Regions from separate parts of the Homo sapiens genome. Here all the other regions are linked to region 1. Evidence: read pairs that join two places in POLR2A ChIA-PET (ENCODE). Cell type or tissue: PC-9. All regions are shown on one strand. Each heading gives the region's core, and the rest is flanking DNA. Links, peaks and the distances in the headings are about the cores only. Region 1 overlaps LOC107984979 (a long non-coding RNA gene). Region 2 has its middle 5.5 kb from the start of PYY. Region 3 overlaps LINC02594 (long intergenic non-protein coding RNA 2594).

Evidence for each region. ChIA-PET counts read pairs that join two places held together with the same protein. Peaks named below come from ENCODE experiments on the same cell type or tissue, not always from the same donor. Only the 100,000 strongest peaks of a DNase experiment are listed, where the experiment ranks them.
Region 2: POLR2A ChIA-PET joins it to region 1 with 10 read pairs; 1 of 35 experiments calls an interaction of 5 or more read pairs at or near these places.
Region 3: POLR2A ChIA-PET joins it to region 1 with 6 read pairs; 4 of 35 experiments call an interaction of 5 or more read pairs at or near these places.

The regions. Positions count from the first base shown.
Region 1 is chr17:43,838,936-43,845,773 of GRCh38, reverse strand. LOC107984979 (a long non-coding RNA gene) reads right to left here. Exons shown (of 3, transcript XR_001753057.2): 2 at 5,826-5,917. Among named protein-coding and RNA genes, the nearest start is that of CD300LG, 4.8 kb to the left of the region's middle. In PC-9, for the core only: a CTCF peak has its summit at 4,985; DNase peaks (open chromatin) are centred at 2,373, 2,883 and 4,783; H3K4me3 peaks cover 1,283 bases; H3K27ac peaks cover 2,321 bases.
Region 2 is chr17:43,955,991-43,962,828 of GRCh38, reverse strand. It overlaps a transcript of PYY not described here. Among named protein-coding and RNA genes, the nearest start is that of PYY, 5.5 kb to the right of the region's middle. In PC-9, for the core only: no CTCF peak of the experiment used is centred there; a DNase peak (open chromatin) is centred at 3,638.
Region 3 is chr17:43,698,988-43,705,825 of GRCh38, reverse strand. It overlaps LINC02594 (long intergenic non-protein coding RNA 2594), which reads right to left. Exons shown (of 4, transcript NR_184089.1): 4 at 1-397. Among named protein-coding and RNA genes, the nearest start is that of LINC02594, 38 kb to the right of the region's middle. RefSeq lists enhancers at 3,086-3,955, 4,073-4,232. In PC-9, for the core only: no CTCF peak of the experiment used is centred there; a DNase peak (open chromatin) is centred at 5,075; H3K27ac peaks cover 921 bases.

The DNA of each region.
Region 1 (6,838 bases), core at 756-5,755:
ACAGATTAAAAAATATTTATGGCCCAGCATGGTGGCTCACGCCTGTCATCCCAGCACTTTGGGAGGCTGAGGCGGGTGGATCACCTGAAGTCGGGAGTTTGAGACCAGCCTGACCAACATGGAGAAACCCAGTCTCTACTAAAAATATAAAATTAGCCAGGCATGGTGGTGTATGCCTGTAATCCCAGCTACTCAGGGAGGCTGAGGCAGGAGAATCGCTTGAACCCAGAAGGTGGAGGTTGTGGTGAGCTGAGATCACACCATTGCACTCCAGCCTAGGCAACAAGAGTGAAATTCTATCTAAAAAAAGAAAAAAAAGTATTTGTTTATTTACTTATTTTTGAGACAGGTCTCACTCTTGTTGCCCAAACTGGAGTGCAGTGGCGCCATCACAGCTCACTGCAGCCTCAAACTCCCAGGCTGAAGTGATCCTCCCACCTCAGCCTCCCAAGTAGCTGGCACTACAGGCGTGCACCACTGTTGCCTGGCTAATTTTTTATTTTTAGTAGAGACAGGGTCTTGTTATGTTGTCAGGCTTTTCTCAAACTCCTGGCTTCATGCGATCCTCCCACGTCGGCCTCCCAAAGTGCTGGGATTACAGGCACGAGCCACCATGCCCGGCCTTAAAGTAATACTTATTCTAGCATTTGATAGCATATCTTTGCTCTTCTATTTATTTATTTTTGTCCTTACACAGAATAATTTCTGATCCTCTACATTTCTTAAATTCAGACTTATTTATTATATGCAAGGACGAGCATCTGACACTTCATTATGCTTTCTAGTGTCATGGGACCTGAGCACTGACAGATTGAAATATGTGTTATTTGGTTATAAATTGCTTTCCTTTTATTTTTTCTCCCTAGTATAGCTCAGGCACTATAGTGTGATTTTAAAGAAGTAAGTGCTTGTGAAGGCATATTATTTATGATTGTCATTTTAGGAGAGTAAGCGAGGTGTTATTAAATGTTTATTTATATAAAGAGCATGTTGAGTGGATCCCTACCCTCTTCCTGCATATTTGAAGGTCCTTCCCCTCCATTTCCCAGCCCCACACCTAGCCCAGGAGGCTGGCTCAAGAACTCCATTAGAAACAGATTCACCAGACTGGGAAGTGGAGCAAGGGCTGGGGAGAAGGGTGAAAGTGAGGTGCTGGCATGAGCCTCGCACCTAGTTCCACCTTAGGCCACACTCTGGGGTAGATGGGGCCAACAGACAGACCTCCGTGGTGGGCTGGGGATCTGAGAAGAGAGGATATTTTTGTCCTGCTTCCCACCAGAAGCATGGGGAGGTGCCCCACCATCACTGCACCTGGGAGAGGCAATGAGGCACAAGGGCTCCTGGACAGGTCACTGGGCTCGTGACAGCCTCATCACATCCTCAGGAAGGCCTCTGTGTGCCCAAGAGGTACAGTGGCAGGGATGAGGGGACTGAGCTGCTTGGTCTTCGATGGCCACCCTGGTCCAATTCCTCTCGGTTTGGACTTGGACTAAATCACTTCAGCTGCTCCAAGAGGGTCACTTGCTCCTCTTAGATCAAGGTTTCCCCAACCTCAGTACTGTTGACATTTTAAGTTAGATAATTCTTTGTTGTGGGAGACTGTCCTGTGAATTATAGGATGTTTAGCAGCATCTCCAGCTGTACCCCCTAGATGCCAGTAGTCCCTTCCCAGTTGTGATAATCAAAAATGTCTCCAGGCTGGGTGAGGTGGCTCATGCTTATAATCCCAGCACTTTGGGAGGCCAAGGTGAGTGGATCACTTGAGCCCAGGAGTTTGAGACCAGCCTGGGCAACATGACAAAACCCCGTCTCTGCAAAAAATACAGAAAATTAGCCAAGCATGGCAGTGTGCACCTGTGGTCCCAGCTACACACAGGCTGAGGTGACAGAATCACCTGAGCATGGGAGGTCGAGGCTGTAGTGAGTCGAGATCCCATCACTGCACGCCAGCCTGGGTGATGGGAGTGAGACCTTGTCTCAAAAAAAAAAAAAAAAAAAAAAAGGCCGGGCGCAGTGGCTCACGCCTGTAATCCCAGCACTTTGGGAGGCCGGGGTGGGCGGATCACAAGGTCAGGAGATCGAGACCATCCTGGCTAACACGGTGAAACCCCGTCTCTAAAAAAATAAAATACAAAAAAATTAGCTGGGCATGGTGGCGGGCACCTGTAGTCCCAGCTACTCGGGAGGCTGAGGCAGGAGAATGGCGTGAACCCGGGAGGTGGAGCTTGCAGTCAGCTGAGATCACGCCACTGCACTCCAGCCTGGGTGACAGAGCAAGACTCTGTCTCAAAAAAAAAAAAAAAAAAAAAGCCTCCAGGCATTGTCAAACATCCCACTGAGAGGCAAAAATACCCTGGGTTGAGAACTGCTGTCTTAGATGATGAATAACTGTGGAACAAATAAGTGCACTTTTGTGTAAGTTATGTTTATTGTTTATGTAGGTCAGGGTGTTCCATCTTTTGGCTTCCCTGGGCCAAGAAGAAGAATTGTCTTGGACCACACATAAAATACAGTAACACCAGTGATAGCTGATGAGTTAAAAAAATAATCTCATAATGTTTTAAGAAAGCTTACGAGTTTGTTTGGGGCTTCATTTAAAGCCATCCTGGCTGCATGCAGCCCGTGGGCCGCGGGTGGATAAGCTTGATGCAGGCATAGTAACACGGTTTTGGAAACAGGACAGTGGGCAGAACCTAATGCTGAACCCCAGAATCAGGTAAAACTGCGTCCTTCTTTCCTCAGTGGAGCTGGGCCATCCTCGTAATACTCAGGGTGAGGTGTGGTGTATCAGTTTAGAACACACACTTTTTGCAGGTGGGCCAGCTCACCAGAGAAAAGGAAGAAGAGAGCCGGGTTACACACGCCTTGTTCCTCCTTCAACATTCATCAATCAAATCAGCAGAGGCATGGAGAAAGGCGTGGAGAGGTGTAGAGAGAGGCGTGGAGAGGCGTGGAGAGAGGCGTGGAGAGGCGTGGAGAGAGGCGTGGAGAGGCGTGGAGAGAGGCGTGGAGAGGCGTGGAGAGAGGCGTGGAGAGGCGTGGAGAGAGGCGTGGAGAGAGGCGTGGAGAGGCGTGGAGAGAGGCGTGGAGAGGCGTGGAGAGAGGCGGGGAGAGGCGTGGAGAGAGGCGTGGAGAGGCGTGGAGAGAGGCGTGGAGAGGCGTGGAGAGGCGTGGAGAGAGGCGTGGAGAGGCGTGGAGAGAGGCGTGGAGAGGCGTGGAGAGAGGCGTGGAGAGGCGTGGAGAGAGGGGTGGAGAGGCGTAGAGAGAGGCGTGGAGAGGCGTGGAGAGAGGCGGGGAGAGGCGTGGAGAGGCGTGGAGAGGCGTGGAGAGAGGCGTGGAGAGGCGTGGAGAGGCGTAGAGAGAGGCGTGGAGAGGCGTGGAGAGAGGCGTGGAGAGGCGTGGAGAGAGGCGTGGAGAGGCATGGAGAGGCGTAGAGAGAGGTGTGGAGAGGCGTAGAGAGAGGCGTGGAGAGAGACTAAGAGTTTTGTGCCAGTGGGGTTCTCTGCTCATGGAAGGAAACATCAGGAGTGGGGAAGACGTGTCCCCGGCAAAGACAAATGAGCCACAAGACAGGAAGATTTGGATTCCTGAGCTACCACTTGGAAGACAGCTGCCCTGGACAGCCACCAAGCGTGCGGCGGACTTGGAATGAGCAAGAGATAGACTTTTCTGTGTTTAGCCACGGAGATCTTGCAGTTTGCTAGTTGCTGTAGCACAGTGTAGACCACCACCATGCTTTTTGTTTTCCGTCATACATTCATCCTCTAGTCTCCTCGCAGCTTCCCTACCCTAGCTGGTTGCAAACTCGATTTTTCAACTTTCTCCATCAAACAAATCTGAAAACTCCCTTTCAATTTTTTTTTTTTTTTTTTTTTTTTTTTGAGACAGCAGGCGCGATCTCGGCTCACTGCAACCTCCACCTCCTGGGTCCAAGCGATTCTCGTGCCTCAGCCTCCTGAGTAGCTGGAATTACAGGCACGTGCCACCATGCCCAGCTCATTTTCTGGTATTTTTAGTAGAGACAGGGTTTCACCATGTTGGCCAAGCTGGTCTCAAACTCCTGACCTCAAATGATCTGCCTGCTTCGGTCTCCCAAAGTGCTGGGATTACAGGTGTGAGCCACCGCACCCGGCCCCTTTCAAATTTTTTATGTTAACCAATTACTTCGGGGAATGACAGGGAAAATGATGGAGGAGGGCAGTAATGGGAGACTGGTAATGCCTCAGGAGCTCAATCAGTAAATGCCCACGTTTACTGATAGGTAAATTTCAAATCTTCTCAGAAACTTTGAAGGCTAACTGCAATGTGTTATCTTGGACTGGATCCCAGAACAGAGAAAGGATATTAGTGGAAAAACTAGTGAAAGATTAATAAAGTCTGGAATTTCCTTAATAATAACATTCCAATGTTCATGTCTTAGTTTTGACAAATGTATCATGATTATGTAAGATGCTAACATTAGAGAAAACAGGGGAAAGGGTGTTCAGGAACTCTCTGTACTATCTTTGCAACTTTTCTGTAAATCTAAAATTATTCCAAAATATAAAGTTTATTAAGAAAAAAGAAAGTATACTGGGGAGGCTGAGGTGGGAGGATCACTTGAGCCTGAGGGGTCGAGGCTGCAGTCAGCCGTGAGCATGTCACTGCACTCCAGCCTGGGTGACAGAGCGAGACTGTCTTAAAAAAAAAAAAAAAGCAGTGAAAAGCTAAAAAGAGCATGGGGGTTCCCAGGCATAAGTCTGCATGCAAGTAGACAGGAAGCCAGAAAGATAAGCTCAGTGTATGTGCTTGTTTTCCCTGTGGGCATTTACTGATTCCAAAGCAGCAGCGAAGAGGATGAACTAGGAGTCTAGGGCCCTCTGGGGGCAGGGAATGGAATCTGGCATATTTTTGGTCACATTAGGCTGGGACCCCAAAAGGCTGTACAAACCAGGCCACCATGGACTTCCACCCAGCTTTCTGTCATTTAGGTGTCCCAGGAAACTTCAAGCTTTGAACTTGAATTAAAAGTGGCTCTTGTCTGGCAGCACCTTCCCCATCCCTACCCTCGGGTACCTTAAAGATATTAGTGAAAAATCCTTTCTGGAGGAAAATAGCATCAGCCTAAGCTGATCATTTTTACAAGTAGTTTTTTCAAATACCATCTAATATATAATCAAAGATAACCAAATCTATGAGAAGACTCAATAAGCAAGAATATGCAGAAACAACAAAACAGACCCGTGGGGACTCCATATACTGTAAATAGCAGGATCAGCCTTAACACAACTATTCTTACTGTGCTCAAGGAGGTAAAAGTCAAGCTTGACATTTTTGGCAGGGAACTGGAAAGAACAAAAAGTGACAGCAGATTTGAAAAAAGCACAACATAAGAATTCTAGGACTGGCTGGGAATGGTGGCGCATGCCTGTAGTCCCAGCAACTTGGGAGGCTGAGGCTGGAGGATCGCTTGAACCCGGGAGGCGGAGGTTGTAATGAGCTGAGATCGTGCCATTGCATTCCAGCCTGGGTGACAGAGCAATACTCTGTCTCAAAAAAATAAAACAAAAATAAAAATAAGAGAAATAGGTAACAAAAGCCACAAACAATAGGAAAAGTTATCAGAAATCTCAAAAAACAAAACAAAACAAAAAAACCCCAAAACCCCAGTACAGTAATTTCCCTTCTCATTGAGAAGTAAATGGAGCTGAGCCTGCCCTTTCTCCACCCGCTTCTGACTTGCCCTCTTGCTGCATGCCTGGGCACTAGCCCATTGCTCCTCTTGGAATTATTTCTGGTTCCCTATGGTGTCTGGGCTGAATGCCAAATGCAATGACAATGCACACCTGTAGCCTGAAGCAGATTCTCTCTGTCACCTCTTCAAGGATCGTTGGCATTCTCTTTTTTTCCAGAGCATGCTTGGTAAAGTCTCTTCTCCCTGTCCAGATGGACCCAAAGTCATTCATTCCTCTGGCATTGAGCTCATCTTCCTGTTCCCTGTGCAGCTGCTCTAAACGAGCACCTTGACCGAGCCCTGGCTGGGTGAGGCGACTCCTGCCCTGAGCTTCCGGCCATCTGGGCCAACTCCGCCCTGGCTGCACCTGCCCTGTCCTATGATGCAGCCTCTCCCAGCACTCCTGCTCCAAGCTCTCATCCACCTAAACATCTCTCTCTGCTTCTCTTTTCTTCCATTCTGCTTGCCCAAATATCCTCTGGACTAAAGGACATGTACATATAATATTTTAACAAATATTACCAGATCGTGTCCCAGAAAGTTTGCACCAAATAATATTCCTTCCAAATGTGTAAATGTGTCTTTTCCCCACATCCTTGATAGCACTGGATGTCAACAGACTTAAACATTTTTGTCTTAACAAGGGACATTGCCTCCTATTTTGGCTAAGAATTCTTCGATTATGAGTGAGGTTGTGCATCTTTTGGATTTTTTTTCCTTTTTTTTTTTTTTTAAACAGGAGATCTAGCATCAGTTTTCTGTGTTTATTGGCTATGTATTTTTTGTATTAGACTATTTTCTTTGACCGTTTAAAATTTTTTCATCTTTTCTCATTTATGTAAACTCTTTTAAATTGAGGAATTTAACTTTATCATATTGCATATGATATCATATGTTGCAAATAATATTTTTACCTATAAAAATGTTTACCCTTTTTTAAATCACACATATCCACCTTTTCCTTTATAGATTTGGATTTGGAATTTACTTAGAAATGTTTCCCTCACTGCAGCCGGGCGCGGTGGCTCATGCTTGTAATCCCAGCACTTTGGGAGGCCAAAGCGGGCGGATCACGAGGTCAAGAGATCGAGACCATCCTGGCTAACACGGTGAAATCCCGTCTCT
Region 2 (6,838 bases), core at 949-5,948, 120 kb before region 1:
CCCTTGCCCTCGCCTGCTACTGTGATGGCTGTTTCAGCAGCTGTGTGCCGCCCCCCAAAAAATGCCCATTGCACTTTCCAGGTAACACCTGTTGACTACATCTCAAGTCATACAAATCAGAGGCAAACTGAAGTGTTTATGCCCCTAAATTCATCAGTCATTGGTTAAACCCGCCCCTGGGGAATGGGGAAGCCCCAGGCACTTCCAACGTGATGCAGGCAAATTGGTCCCGGCAGTCTGAGGGCACCCCTGTGACTAAAAGATTCCTTCATTCACGTGGTCAAGAATGCTCATTTTTTGTACAGCATGGTGACTATAGTTAATAGTTAATAATACTGTACTATAGAGTGTAGATCTTAAGCATTCTCACATAAGAAAAAGTAACAATGTGAGGTGATGGATGTGTTAATTTGGTTGCAGTAATCATTTTACAATGTATACATATATCAAATCATCACATTGTACACTTTAAGTATATACAATTTTATTGGTTAATGATACCTCAATAAAGCTGGAAAATGGCTCATTTTTACATTTCCATTTGGCATTGCATTAAGGGTCATGGAAGGGGGGAAATAGAGGAGTGAGAGGGTACCCCCATTCCTTCTAATAGCACATTTTGAGAGTGGCACACATCACTCTTGCTCACATCCATTGGCCGGAACTTAGTCACAAGAAGTCACTTGGCTGCAAGGGAGACTGGGAAATGTAGTGATTAGCTGGGAAGCCATATACTCAGCTAAACTCTATTGTAAGAGAAGAAGGGGAAAATAGGTACTGGGGAACAATTTATGGTCTCTTTCCTAAGACTGATGGGAAAGAGTGAAAGGAAAAGATGCGTGAGGTAGGGTGACAGGCTCCCACTTCCAGGCAGGGGATTGAGGGAGGAGGAGGATGCATGCTGAGGTGAAGGCCACTTTCAATGTGGTAAGAGATAGCTGAGTTTGGAGGCAGAGAAGACAGAAATTGGGCTGGCATGAGGGTTGGGGAAAATGGAATAAAACAGGCCGGGCACGGTGGCTCACGCCTATAATCTCAGCACTTTGGGAGGCTGAGGTCAGGAGTTCAAGACCAGCCTGGCCAACATGGGGGAAACCCTGTCTCTACTAAAAATACAAAACTTAGCCGGGTGTGGTGGCGCACTCCTGTAATCCCAGCTACTCGGGAGGCTGAGGCACAAGAATCACTTGAACCCAGGAGGCGGAGGTTGCAGTGAGCTGAGATTGCGCCACTGCACTCCAGCTTGGGTGACAGAGCGAGACTCCATCTCAAAAAAAGTAAAAAGAAAAAGAAAATGGAGCAAAACAGAGCCAAGGGCCTTCTAGCTAGGCATGGCCACGTGACTAAGTTCTGGCCAATGGGACAGGAGCACAGGAAGCAATGCAGCTTCCTCATCATACTCTTTATTTCCAACTTTTAAATTGAGGGGTACATGTACAGGATGTGCAGGTTTGTTACATAGGTAAATATGTGCCATGGTGGTTTGCTGCACAAATCATCCCATCACCTAGGTATTAAGCCCAGCAGCCATTAGCTATTCTTCCTGATACTTTCCCTCCTCCCCGACTTTGCTTTTTTGGTTTGCTTGTTTGTTTTTTTTTTTGAGATGGGGTTTTGCTCTGTTGCCCAGGCTGGAGTGCAGTGGAGCAATCACAACTCACTGCAGCTCTGACTCCTCAGGCTCAAGCGATCCTCCCACCTCAGCCTCCCAAGTAGCTGTGACTACAGGCATGCACCACCATACCAGGCTAATTTATTTTTTATTGTTTGGGTAGAGACAGGATCCTGTTATGTTGCCCAGGCTGGTCTCAAATTCCTGGGCTCAAGTGTCCTCCTGCCTCAGCCTCCCAAAGTGCTGAGATTACAGGTGTGGGCCAGGAACCTGACCTCTACCATACCAAACTCTTAACTTCCTTGTTTCTCATCCCGGTGGCCTGGAATGTGAATGTGGGGTAATGAACACCGTTTTTTTTTTTTTTGCGACGGAGTCTTACTCTATCACCCAGGTTGGAGTGCAGTGGCATGATCTCAGCTCACTGCAATCCCCGCCTCCTGGGTTCAAGCAATTCTGCTGCCTCAGTCTCCTGAGTAGCTGGGATTACAGGCACCCGCCACCATGCCTGACTAATTTTTTTGTATTTTTGGTAGAGACGGGGTTTCACCATGTTGGCCAGGCTGGTCTCCAACTCCTGACCTCGGTGATCCACCACCTTGGCCTCCCAAAGTGCTGGGATTACAGGCGTGAGCCACTGCGTCTGGCCTAATGAATATTGTTTTTTTTTTTTTTTTTTTTTTTGAGACAAAGTCTCACTCTCGTCCCTCGGGCTGGAGTGCCTCAGTTCATTGCAACCTCCGCCTCCCAGTTCAAGTGATTCTCCTGCCTCGGCCCACCTGAGTAGCTGGGATTACAGGCACCTGCCACCATGCCTGGCTAATTTTTGCATTTTTAGTAGAGATGGGGTTTCACCATGTTGGCCAGGCTGGTCTAGAACTCCTGATCTCAGGTGACCCACCCGCCTTGGCCTCCCAAAGTGCTGGGATTACAGGTGTGAGCTACCGCGCCCGGCCAAACATTCTTAAACCATGTAGATGGGTGCATAACTTGGAGTAACAAGATAGATGGTGTTTGGGCTCCTTGTAGATCAGAGGCACCCTATCCCCTGGCTACCAGCTTGGTTTCTTATACAAGAGAGAAATAAACATCTATGATATTTAAGCTACCGCTATTTGGTATCTATTAAGGGGGGGTGCATGAATATCTTAGCTAATATGTTCACATGTTGACTGACTGATTCAATAACCTAGGAGCACACACATGCCAGTATCACATCAGATGCCAGGAGCCACAAAGACACAAGTCCATAAGGGCCTGGTGAATCAGGGAGCTGACTGTGTCTGACCTAGGTCAGAACTGTTTCTCCCTGAATCCATACCTCTTTCAGGACTTGAGTTTCTGCACCTGCAGCACAGGCCTCTTGAGACTGTTGGGCCCTTAAAAAAGTTTTGGATTCAAACAGGAGCATTCATGTGGAGGGGATGTGCGCAGAACTCACAGGGGCTGGCGCCCAGGGACCCTCACAGTATCTAATTTCAGGCTTCGCAACACACACCAGCATTTTATTTTTATTTTTATTTTTTTTCTTTTTTGAGACGTAGTCTCGCTCTGTCACCCAGGCTGGAGCGCTGTGGAGCGATCTTGGCTCATTACAATCTCCGCCTCCCAGGTTCAAGTGATTCTCCTGCCTCAGTCTCGCAAGTAGCTGGGATTATAGGCATGCATCACCATACCCAGCTAATTTTTGTATTTTTAGTACAGACAGGGTTTCGACATGGCCAGGCTGGTCTCAAACTCCTGGCTTCAGGTGATCCGCCCGCCTTGGTCTCCCAAAGTGTGGGGATTACAGGCATGAGCCACTGCACCCAGCCTATTTTTATTGGTTTTTAAAAATTCTTTGGTTGTTATTTAAGCCATTAAATAGAAATACCCTTTAAACATTCAAACTATATTGGAAATATATAAAGTACTAGAGAAGCCCTTGTTTTGATATAAACAGGTCTGAGTCATTGACCAGTGTTTTGAAAAAGTCAGCTTAAATGGGCAATCATAAAGACACATACAGGTCTTAGTCACTTTGTTTTGATTTCAAACACAAAATTCACATTGAGGCACGAATTTTTCTTTGGGTGTCTTGACTCAAATTACCCTTTGACTTTCTTGCATAAATCACACCCACAATCCTATAATTTGTCACCTGTTATTTCCAGTTTCTTTAAACTTAAAGACACTTGTGAAGCAATCTGATGTAGCACACTTCTAGATTTTTAGGATTTTCCCTTAATGGTTTATCTTTCACATCTAATTCAACATGTCAGCAAATCTCTTTGTGTATTACTTCCAAAGCATTTAACGTAGTTTGCAAGGAAACAATTCTTTATGCACTCATATTTCATCAGTTTATATAATATTTAATTCAATTATATGATTACAATGACAAATACACCTGGCATAAACAGGCTAGGGACACATCCAACCAAAAGGCAACTCAACCCAGAGGTAGCTGAATTCTTGCTTTTCTAGACCAGGGGTCAGCAAACTACGGCCCTGTGGGCCTGTTTTTGTACATTCTATGGGTTAAAATGCCTTTTAGGGGCCGGGTGTGGTGGCTCACACTCGTAATCCCAGCACTTTGGGAGGCCAAGGCAGGCGGATCACTTGAGGCTGGGAGTTCGAGACCAGCCTGGCCAACATGGTGAAACCCCATCTCTACTAAAAATACAAAAATTAGCCAGGCGTGGTGGCATGTGCCTGTAATTCCAGCTACTTGGGAGGTTGAGGCAGGAGAATCTCTTGAAGGAAGGCAGAGGTTGCAGTGAGCTGAGATCATGCTGCTGCACTCCAGCCTGGGTGACACAGTAAGACTCCGTCTCAAAAAAAAAAAAAATGCCTTTTAGGTCAGGCACAGTGACTCACACCTATAATCTCAGCATTTTGGGTGGCTGAGGCCGAAGGATCCCTTGAGCTCAATAATAATAAAAAGAATGGCTTTTAAAGTGGTTGAATCTGTAAACAGTTGAAATAAACTAAAAAAATTTTATGACATGAAAATTATATAAAATTCAAACTTTAATGTCTGTAAGTAAAGATTTACTGAAGCACTACCATGCCCATTCTTTTTTTTTTTTTTTTTTTTTTGGTGTATTCAGTGGCTGCTTTCAAGCTACGGTGGATGAACCTAACGGTGTCAACAGAAACTCTATGGACCACAAAGCCTAAAATATTTACTATCTGCTCCTTTACAGAGTTTGCCTACCTCTGTCCTAGAGCGAAGCCTGAGCCTTGGGCGCGCAGCACACCACAAGTATCTGTTACTGTGTTTTGCAGAAGCTTCAGGTAAGAGGGAGAGCTCCTAGGAGAGCTCCTACCATAAAAAGTGAAAATCCCTTACTTCTTGGCATCGCTGTTTCCTAAACCCACCCCCTGCTCTTCTCAAGGTAGCTTCATGGTTTGCTTCCTCACTTCCTTCCTGGGCTCAAGTGAGCGATCCTCCAACGTGGTCTCCCAGCGCACTGGGAAAGACATGAGCCACTACACCCGGCTCTGATTTTTCTCTATAGCACTTATCAGACATATTCCATGCTTATTTATTTATTTATGTATTTATTCATTTATTTGAGACAGATTCTCACTCTGTCACCAAGGCTGGAGTGCAGTGGCACCATCTCGGCTCACTGCAACCTCTGCCTCCTGGATTCAAGTGATTCTCATGCCATAGCCTCCTAAGTAGCTGGATTACAGGCGCCCGCCACTGCGCTTGGCTAATTTTTGTAGTTTTAGTAGAGACGGGGTTTCACCATGTTGACCAGGCTGGTCTTGAACTCCTGGCCTCAGATGATCCACCTGCCTTGGCCTCCCAAAGTGCTGGGATTACAGGCGTGAGCCACCGCACCCAGCCTCCATGCTTATTTATTTATTTTCTATTTCCTGTCACTAGAATGTGAGCTCTATAAGGGCAAGGATTTTGCCTGTTTGTTCACTACTCTATCCCAGTGCCTAGATCAGTGCCTGGCACACAGCAGGGACTTAAGTGCTTGTTGAATGAGGATTGAATTACTTTTTTTTTTTTTTTTTTTTGGAGACAGTTTCACTCTGTCGCTCAGGCTGGAGTACAGTGGCGCGATCTTGGCTCACTGCAACCTCTGCCTCCTGGATTCAAGCAATTTTCCTGCTTCAGCCTCCAGAGTAGCTGGGACTACAGGCATGCGCCACGACGCTTGGCTAATTTTTGTATTTGTAGTACAGATGGGGTTTCACCATGTTGGCCAGGCTGGTCTTGAACTCCTGACCTCGTGATCCACTCACCTTGGCCTCCCAAAGTGCTGGGATTACAGGCGTGAGCACCACGCCTGGCCTGAATTACACTTGCTGTATGACAACCTGCTATCTCTAGGACCCTGGGCATGAGGAAATGCCTGAGGGTGGAAAGCAGTGGAGCAGTGCCACACAGTGCATGGTGATCAAAGTGAGGCCTTGTGTGTGGGGAGTGGGTACAGGCAGGTGGGTGATGGGGTACAGAATTCTAAGCCTCTGGGGATGAATGGCAGAGGCCACACCATCTTGATGAGTGGCCCTTGAGCCCACTGGACAAGGAGAATTGTTGGCTGGGGTCCAGGTCCATGGTCTCCCTGACTTGGGGTGGCCTTGCCAGGTGCTCTCAGAATGGGGACCATTCTGATTCTGTCCCCTCCCCTTTGATTCTGTCCCCCACCCTTCAAGGACAAACCGGAGGCAGGTCCTGGTCTCACTTCTACAAAAACAATTGTTTCTGAAGTTTCCCCCCTCACACCCTAGACATGTCTCATGGCCACTGAGTCATGCAGCAATGATGGGTGTGGGTGTGTGGATCGGGGGGTGGCTGAGCCCATTGATCGAGGGCTGAGACATTTTCCCCGCTAATCAACAAGTTAATAAGCTCTTCGATGAGGAGGCGGTGATTAATGAACCAATCAGCTTGCCCTGTAATTGGGGAGTGAGATTGGAGGGTGGGGGTATGAGGGATAGAGAGGGTTTGCGGGGATGTGCGGCTGGCTCCTGGTCCACACTGAGACCACCTAGGGGCCCATTTACTTTGGCTATAAATGAGGAAGTGACTTCTTCAGAGGTTGTAGCCCGAATTCAGGCCACCCCATGCCCTCTAGCTTCTACAGTGTCTCTCCTCTCTTCCCATCTGTCCTTGGACTCCACATTCCCCAAGACATGACAGGGTTCCAGGGATGTCAGATTCCCCATGGCCATCTCACAGTTTCCTTCGTCTCTGTCCAGAATCGGTGCACTAGAAAT
Region 3 (6,838 bases), core at 726-5,725, 140 kb after region 1:
ACGCCACTGCACTCCAGCCTGGATGACACAGTGAGGCCCTGTCTCTAACAAAAAAAAGTTCAACTTTGGGCAGCAGGTGCACACCGCAGATGTTTGGGAGAGAGGGGCAGGAGGATAATCTTCAGGAGAGGGAAGGAACAATCTTAGTGGAAAGGCACTAGGTGGTCAGGCAGCAGCTGCCATGGAGAAGTCATGGGTTGCTGAACTGTTGGAATCCCAGCTCTCTAGCTTTAGTCCGAAAGGCTCCTCATGATGACCTGAAGGTCGCTGTGGAGGAGAAAGTGCCCAGGCAGTGGAGCTGGAGAGACCCAGCTTCAGATCCTGGCCCTGGGTGACTTGCTGTGTGGCCTCAGACACCTGCTGCATCTCTCCCAGGCTGCATCTTCTCTCCTGTAAACTGGGAACAAGAAGACATAGGTCACAGGGTCATTGGCAAGGTTGTGTGGGACCATACTTGTCAAGAACATGGCACACATTGGCACTCAGCAAGTGCCAAGTCTCCTGAAACTGAGGCTGAAAGAAAGGAAGTGACTTGTCCAAGATCACACAGTGAGTTGTGGCAGAGAATAGGCAAGCTTGGGTCCAGTGTTCTCACTCCTGATAGCCAAGAACACAGCTTCTCCCGCGGCCAGCTAGAGGGTCTTTGCAGGGCAATTGCTGATAGGCAGCAGGTCAGAAAGGATTTCAGAGGAGGAAGGATTAGGATCAAGCAAAGAGACACCCCTATTTGGCATGCACCTGAGTTAGTGCAAAACAAGCCATTCAGATTTCAACTTCCGGCATTCATTTACTTTCAACAGCTAAGCATGTTGGAGATACCTCCTAGGAGCTACAGAGCTGACTTGCGGGGTAGAGGGAGGCTGGAGGTATGGGAAGGGGGCTGTATGGAAAGGAGACATATTTCCCCAGCACAACCCCGTCTGGCATTCCCAGACAGCCCCGCCTCTCCCCATTTGACAAATCCCACTTCCCGCCTGGGATCCAAGGGGTCTCCAAGATTAAAAATCTGGTCACCCACTGGTTACAGCGCAAATGGCTCCTATTACGAGAGGGCTCTAGGGGCCTGGGAACCCAGCAAGGGGTGGGCAGGCGCCTGCTGACACAGCCTTACCCAGGGGCAGGCCCATTCACTGCCCACACAGAGGTGGGAGGTGGGGGCCCTACCTGGGGTCCCTGCACCTCGACAGTAATTACTGCTTTCTGGCTGGCCACTGCCCAGACCACCTTGTTGATGGGAACTTGGTCCCAGGCTGAACAGGGCTTGGCCCTACTGCTCAAGGGCCCCCCCTTCCCACGACTGAGGCATGGGGGAGGGGTGTTGGCGGGGGAGGGTTCAGACTCCCAGCAGCCTAAGGAAGAAGCAGCGAGATTCAGGGACAGTGGACGTAGAAACTGGGACTGATAGTCTGGGCAGGCTCTTAGGGTTTAAATCACACTTTTAGCCAAGGGACCCCCCGGTGCACCCTCAGAAGTCTTCTGGATATAACTTCAGACACCTGGGTCCCCTAATGCATAACTACCGTGACAGCAGGTATAACTGGTATGTCAAACAAGCATAACTCCTAGGATCATCAATACACAACTTTATTTTTGTCTCCTACCTTCCTTTAGACTTTCTTTAGTGCAAGTAATCTCCCCTGTTTCTGAATTGGAACTCCCGCAGGCCCATAACTTTTCTGCCCAATCCTAGGTAGAATAGAGTCCTGAAGTTACTTTAAGTCACAAGAAACATCTCAGTTCTGATGCTAGAATATCCAGTCCAAGACAGTGACCAAAACTGAACCTGATTTAGTGACAAGCTTTCCCCCTCCCGGGTGGGCAGCCTGCAGTGAGAGAGGAGGCCAGTGGCATTTTCCTCAGTTTCTCAGCAGTGCCGTACCCAGCCTGGTCTTCAGCTCTCTGGGGTGGAGCCTGGGGAGAAAGAGGGGGAGGCCAGGGCAGTCCTACCCTGGGAAACAGGCTTTGGGCCTCTGGCTGGCCTTGGCCTATGTCTAACACCAGCTCTTTAGGCCTTGGTTAGGAGAAAGTCAATACATTTCTGGGTTTTGTGCAATATTCCTGTAGTAAGAATGGTCCCCTAGAGTAACAATGACTAAAACAAGATAATATCTACATTCATACTCTGACACAATTCTCACTTATTCTGCAAACTCTGATTAAAGGTCCATATGTGATTAACGCTGGGATAGCCCTGGAGATGCAGAAAACAGCCTTGTTGGGATGTTTGATGCCCTTGGCTTCATCACCCATCTCACAATGACCAGAAACTCAATGACACCCAGGTGAGGAGAAACTCATTTTTATCCCTGTTTAGTCAATAACCAGGAAGCACGGGGCTTACAATCTAGAGAACACTTCTAAAGACTACATCTTCAGCAGTACCCACTTTACTGATGGGGAAATAAGCCTCAGAGAGATTAACTAATGTGCCTAATGATATTTGGTAACTGACAAGGTTTAGACTCTAACCAAGGTCTTCTGGTCCTAACTTCAGAGTCCTGTGCACTTAAGACCACAATCTGACTCTCTTTTGTTGTCTGTGTGAGAGAAGAGTGAGGCAGGGATCTGAGTACATGAGAACGAACCAGGGAGGAAGGGCAGGCAGGCTAAACTCTCCCCGGGATCAGCAGAAAGCGGCCAGGACTCAGACACTCACTGTGGCCATGGAAGCTGCAAGGCAGATTTAAACTCCAGACATTTGAGACACCACGTAAGCCCTCCAGTACTGTAATATTTTTGGCGAGAGGAAGATGCAAGGAACACTTAAGATTTGGAATTGTTAACAGCAGTGAAAACACTACTTGAAAGCTGAAGGGAATAGCATGATGCCTGCTTGCAGCTCCCAGCTCACATTCATCCCCTCAGCCACCCAACATAAGGAGTTTATTTTCCCAAGAGTTCAAACAGGAGTCCCAGAACAGATCCTCATTGGCTCAGGCGGGTCACATGTCCCTCCCTAAACCAATCACTATAGCTAGAGGATTTGGAGCCCTGATTGGTCAGGCCTGGGTCATGTGGTTGATTTGGAGTACGCAAGGTGGAGTTAGCTCCCCGGCCCTACTTACAATGTGGGTAGGGAAGAGCTCTTAGCAGAAGGGGGAAGGGGGAACGGGAAATGGGAAATTAGATAAGAAAGAGGGCTTTGTACCACAGAAGGATTTCTACTTTATAGATTGGCAGTAGGAGCCCACAAATGCTTTCACATGGGAAAAGACATTTTCAATGTTGGGGGTCATGAAGGTGAATAAGGCAGCCAAGAAATTGTTGCTACCTAATCATTAGGTGTCAGTTAAACATGCATAGTATCGGCTGGGCGTGGTGCTGTAATCCCAGCACTTTTGGAGGCCGAGGCAAGTGGATTGTCTGAGCTCAGGAGTTCGAGACCAGCCTGGGCAACATGGCAAAAGCCGGTCTCTACAAAAAATGCAAAAATTAGTTGGGTGTGGTGGCACTGCCTGTGGTCCCAGCTACTCGGGAGGCTGAGGTGGCAGGATTGCTTGAGCCCCGAGTTGAGGCTGCAGTGAGCTGAGATTGCACGACGGCACTCCAGTCTGAGTGAAAGAATGAGGACCGGGCGCGGTGGCTCACGCCTGTAATCCCAGCACTTTGGGAGGCCGAGGTGGGCGGATCACGAGTTCGGGAGATCGAGACCATACTGGCTAACGCGGTGAAACCCCGACTCTACTAAATATACAAAAAATTAGCCGGGCGTGGTGGCAGGTGCCTGTAGTCCCAGCTACTCGGGAGGCTGAGGCAGGAGAATGGAGTGAACCAGGGAGGCGGAGCTTGCAGTGAGCCAAGATCACGCCCCACTGGACTCCAGCCTGGGCGACAGAGCGAGACTCCGTCTCAAAAAAAAAAAAAAAAAAGAATGAGACCCCATCTCTAAAAAAAAATAAAAAATAAAATAAACATGCATAGTATCTATTAATGTAAGTTACTCGGCAATATGGACAATGAGTAAGAGGGTAAAATCTGGTTCTGTCACTTACCAGACTTTGAAGGAGTTACTTAATTTCTCTTTGCCTCAGTTTCCTCATCTGCAAAATGAGGACAGTAACAATAACTGCTCCTAGGTTTGTTGTGCAGATTAAACAAATGTATACACCGTAAGGCACTTCAAGAAGGGGTAGTCAGAGTGTTTGCTTCAGTTCCCAGGAGCTGGGAGACCTCACATCCTGGCGGAGCCTCTAGTTCTGGCTGCACAGACCTGACTAGCCTGGCCTGGCCGCAGTAGCTGGCCCTGAGTAGTGACCCGCTCGCCCGCTGCCCTCGGAAGCCTCACTTGGCTGACAAACAGGAAGGTGGCAGGGCTGCCTGCGTGCCCTTGCCGCCCCCACAGCCCTGTGTCTGGCCCCAACCCTCATCTCTACTCGCGGCTGCGGTGAACTTGGATGGTGCTACTCTCACCACAAACCACAGTCCGTCACAAATTGCCGTGTGGTGAGTAGCGAGCACATTTATAATTGATGAAATCAGGGGGTGAGAGCTCATCGCTGAGATGCTCAGTAAACAAAGACCTGGTCCTTGGGTGGGGGAGGGGGTGCTTGAGAGTAAACAAGGGGACAGGAATGTTGGGGGGCTTAACTCTCCTGGAGAGTACATGAAAGGTCTCACCCACCAGCTTTTGTTTTTATTATTAAGCTTATTTTAAAGAGTTTCAATCCTATAGAAAAGTTGCACGAATATATAGACTCACATAGATTCCTTTTTTTTTAGAGACCGGGCCTCAGTCTGTCTCCCTGGCTGGAGTGCAGTGCTGCAATCATAGCTCACTGCAGCCTCAAACTCCTGAGGTCCTCTGATCATCCCACTTCAGCCTCCCAAGAAGCTGGAAGTACAGGCGTATACCACCGTGCCCACGTAATTTTTACTTTTTTTTTTTTTTGTAGAGATGGGGTCTCACTATGTTGCCCAGGCTGGTCTCAAACTCCTGGCCTCAAGTGATCCTCCTATCTCAGCTTCCCAAAATGTTGGGATTTACAGGTGTGAGTCACTGCACCTGGCCTAATAATTATATTCTTCAGTCTTTTCTTACTAGTCTGTTCTTAGTCTCATTCTGTTTAACCATTTGTGAGTAAGCTGCAGAGATCATGAACTTCCCTGCTAAATACCTCAAGGACATTTTCTTACATACCTATAAGAATGACTAACGGCCGGGAGCGGTGACTCATGCCTGTAATCCCAGCACTTTGGGAGGCTGAGGCGGGCAGATCACGAGGTCAAGAGATCGAGACCATCCTGGCCAACATGTTGAAACCCTGTCTCTACTAAAAGTACAAAAACAAGCTGGGTGTGGTGGCACCCGCCTGTAGTCCCAGCTACTCAGGAGGCCGAAGCAGGGGAATCGCTTGAACCCGGGTGGCAGAGGTTGCAGTGAGCCGAGATCACACTATTGCACTCCAGCCTGGTGACAGAGCAAACTCCGTCAAAAAAAAAAAAAAAAAAGAATGACTAATATCAGAAAATGTAATAACACAATACTAATATAAAATCCATGTTCAAATCTCACCAATTATCCAATACAATCCTTTTTAGCAACTCTTTTTTCCCAATCAAACCTGATTAGCCTTTCAATAGTCAAGGTCCCAGGTAATTGTCACCCTTGGTCCCCCACCCCACTGGGGGCTAGAATCCCACAGTCAGGTAGGAGTGATGAAGCTGTGGTCAGATCAGAAAACAAGGCCAAGCTTAGGATAACAGCTGGAGCCAGATGTAGAATCTGGCTAAGTAAGCTCTGGGAGCCCTGGAAGCTGTTTCCAGAAGGTCCCCAGGGATGGGAGCCCAGGTGAGCAGGGAGAGAGGCATGGAAGCTCTTACTGGGATCCCAAGGGAGACAGGAGGCTCTCACACTTCTGTCACAGCAGCCAAACCCTGGGCATGGACAGGTGGGGACAGGAGAGATGTTAGGAAGATAGGGAGGAGATCATCAACATTTCAGGCACAGAAGCTGGCAGAAGAGAGACACCTTTGTCATCTGTATTATGCTAATTGGTTAGTCTGTATATTTATTTAACAAATGTCTATTGCACCCTTACTGTATGCCAAAAACTATTTTAAGTGCTGGGGATACAGACCCAGTTCCAACCTTAAGGTGTTTATGTTCTATTGGGAGATGGGATAGTTTGCACTGTTGTTGTGAAAACGGTCACCCCCCCATCCCCTCCCACTCCCCTTCACAACAGGTGTAAGAGAGTAAACTTGCCCAATCCACTGCTATTACACTTGGCCATGAGACTTCTTTGGCCACTAGAATGTTAGCGGTGTGTCATGATCACCCTTAACCGTGCTGTGAGGTTTGGCTTGGCTTTTAAGTTCCTGCCATTCTCCAAGACAAGCATGTGCCCCAGGGAGCTGCTGGTCCAAGGAGAATGGAGAGAGACATGGAGTCCACCCAAACCCAAGCCATAGCCTGGAGCTGCCCTGCTCGGGCTGACACACAGACTCACAAATGAGAAAGATCAGCACTTGTTTGGAGCCTCTGAGTATCGGGGTGGTTTGTTACACAGCATCATTTCAGCAGTAGCTGACTAAGATGGGTGGAGACAGAATATAAACAAGCCAACTAAGACATGTGTGATGTCTTAGTGATAAGAACAGGAAGACAAAGAAAGCAGGAGAAGAGGAAAAGAGTGGTCAGGGCTGTTATAGATAGGGCAGCCAGGGGAAGCCCCCTGATAAGGGAGCAGAGATCTGAAGGAAGTGGGGGAAGGAGTTATCCAGGGCAGGAATTTCTCAAGGAGGAAACAGCAAGCGCGAGGCTCCCCAGGCAGGCACAAGCTGAGCCCAGGAGCAAGCCTGTATGGCTGGAGCAGAAGGAGCCAGCAGGGATAGGGTG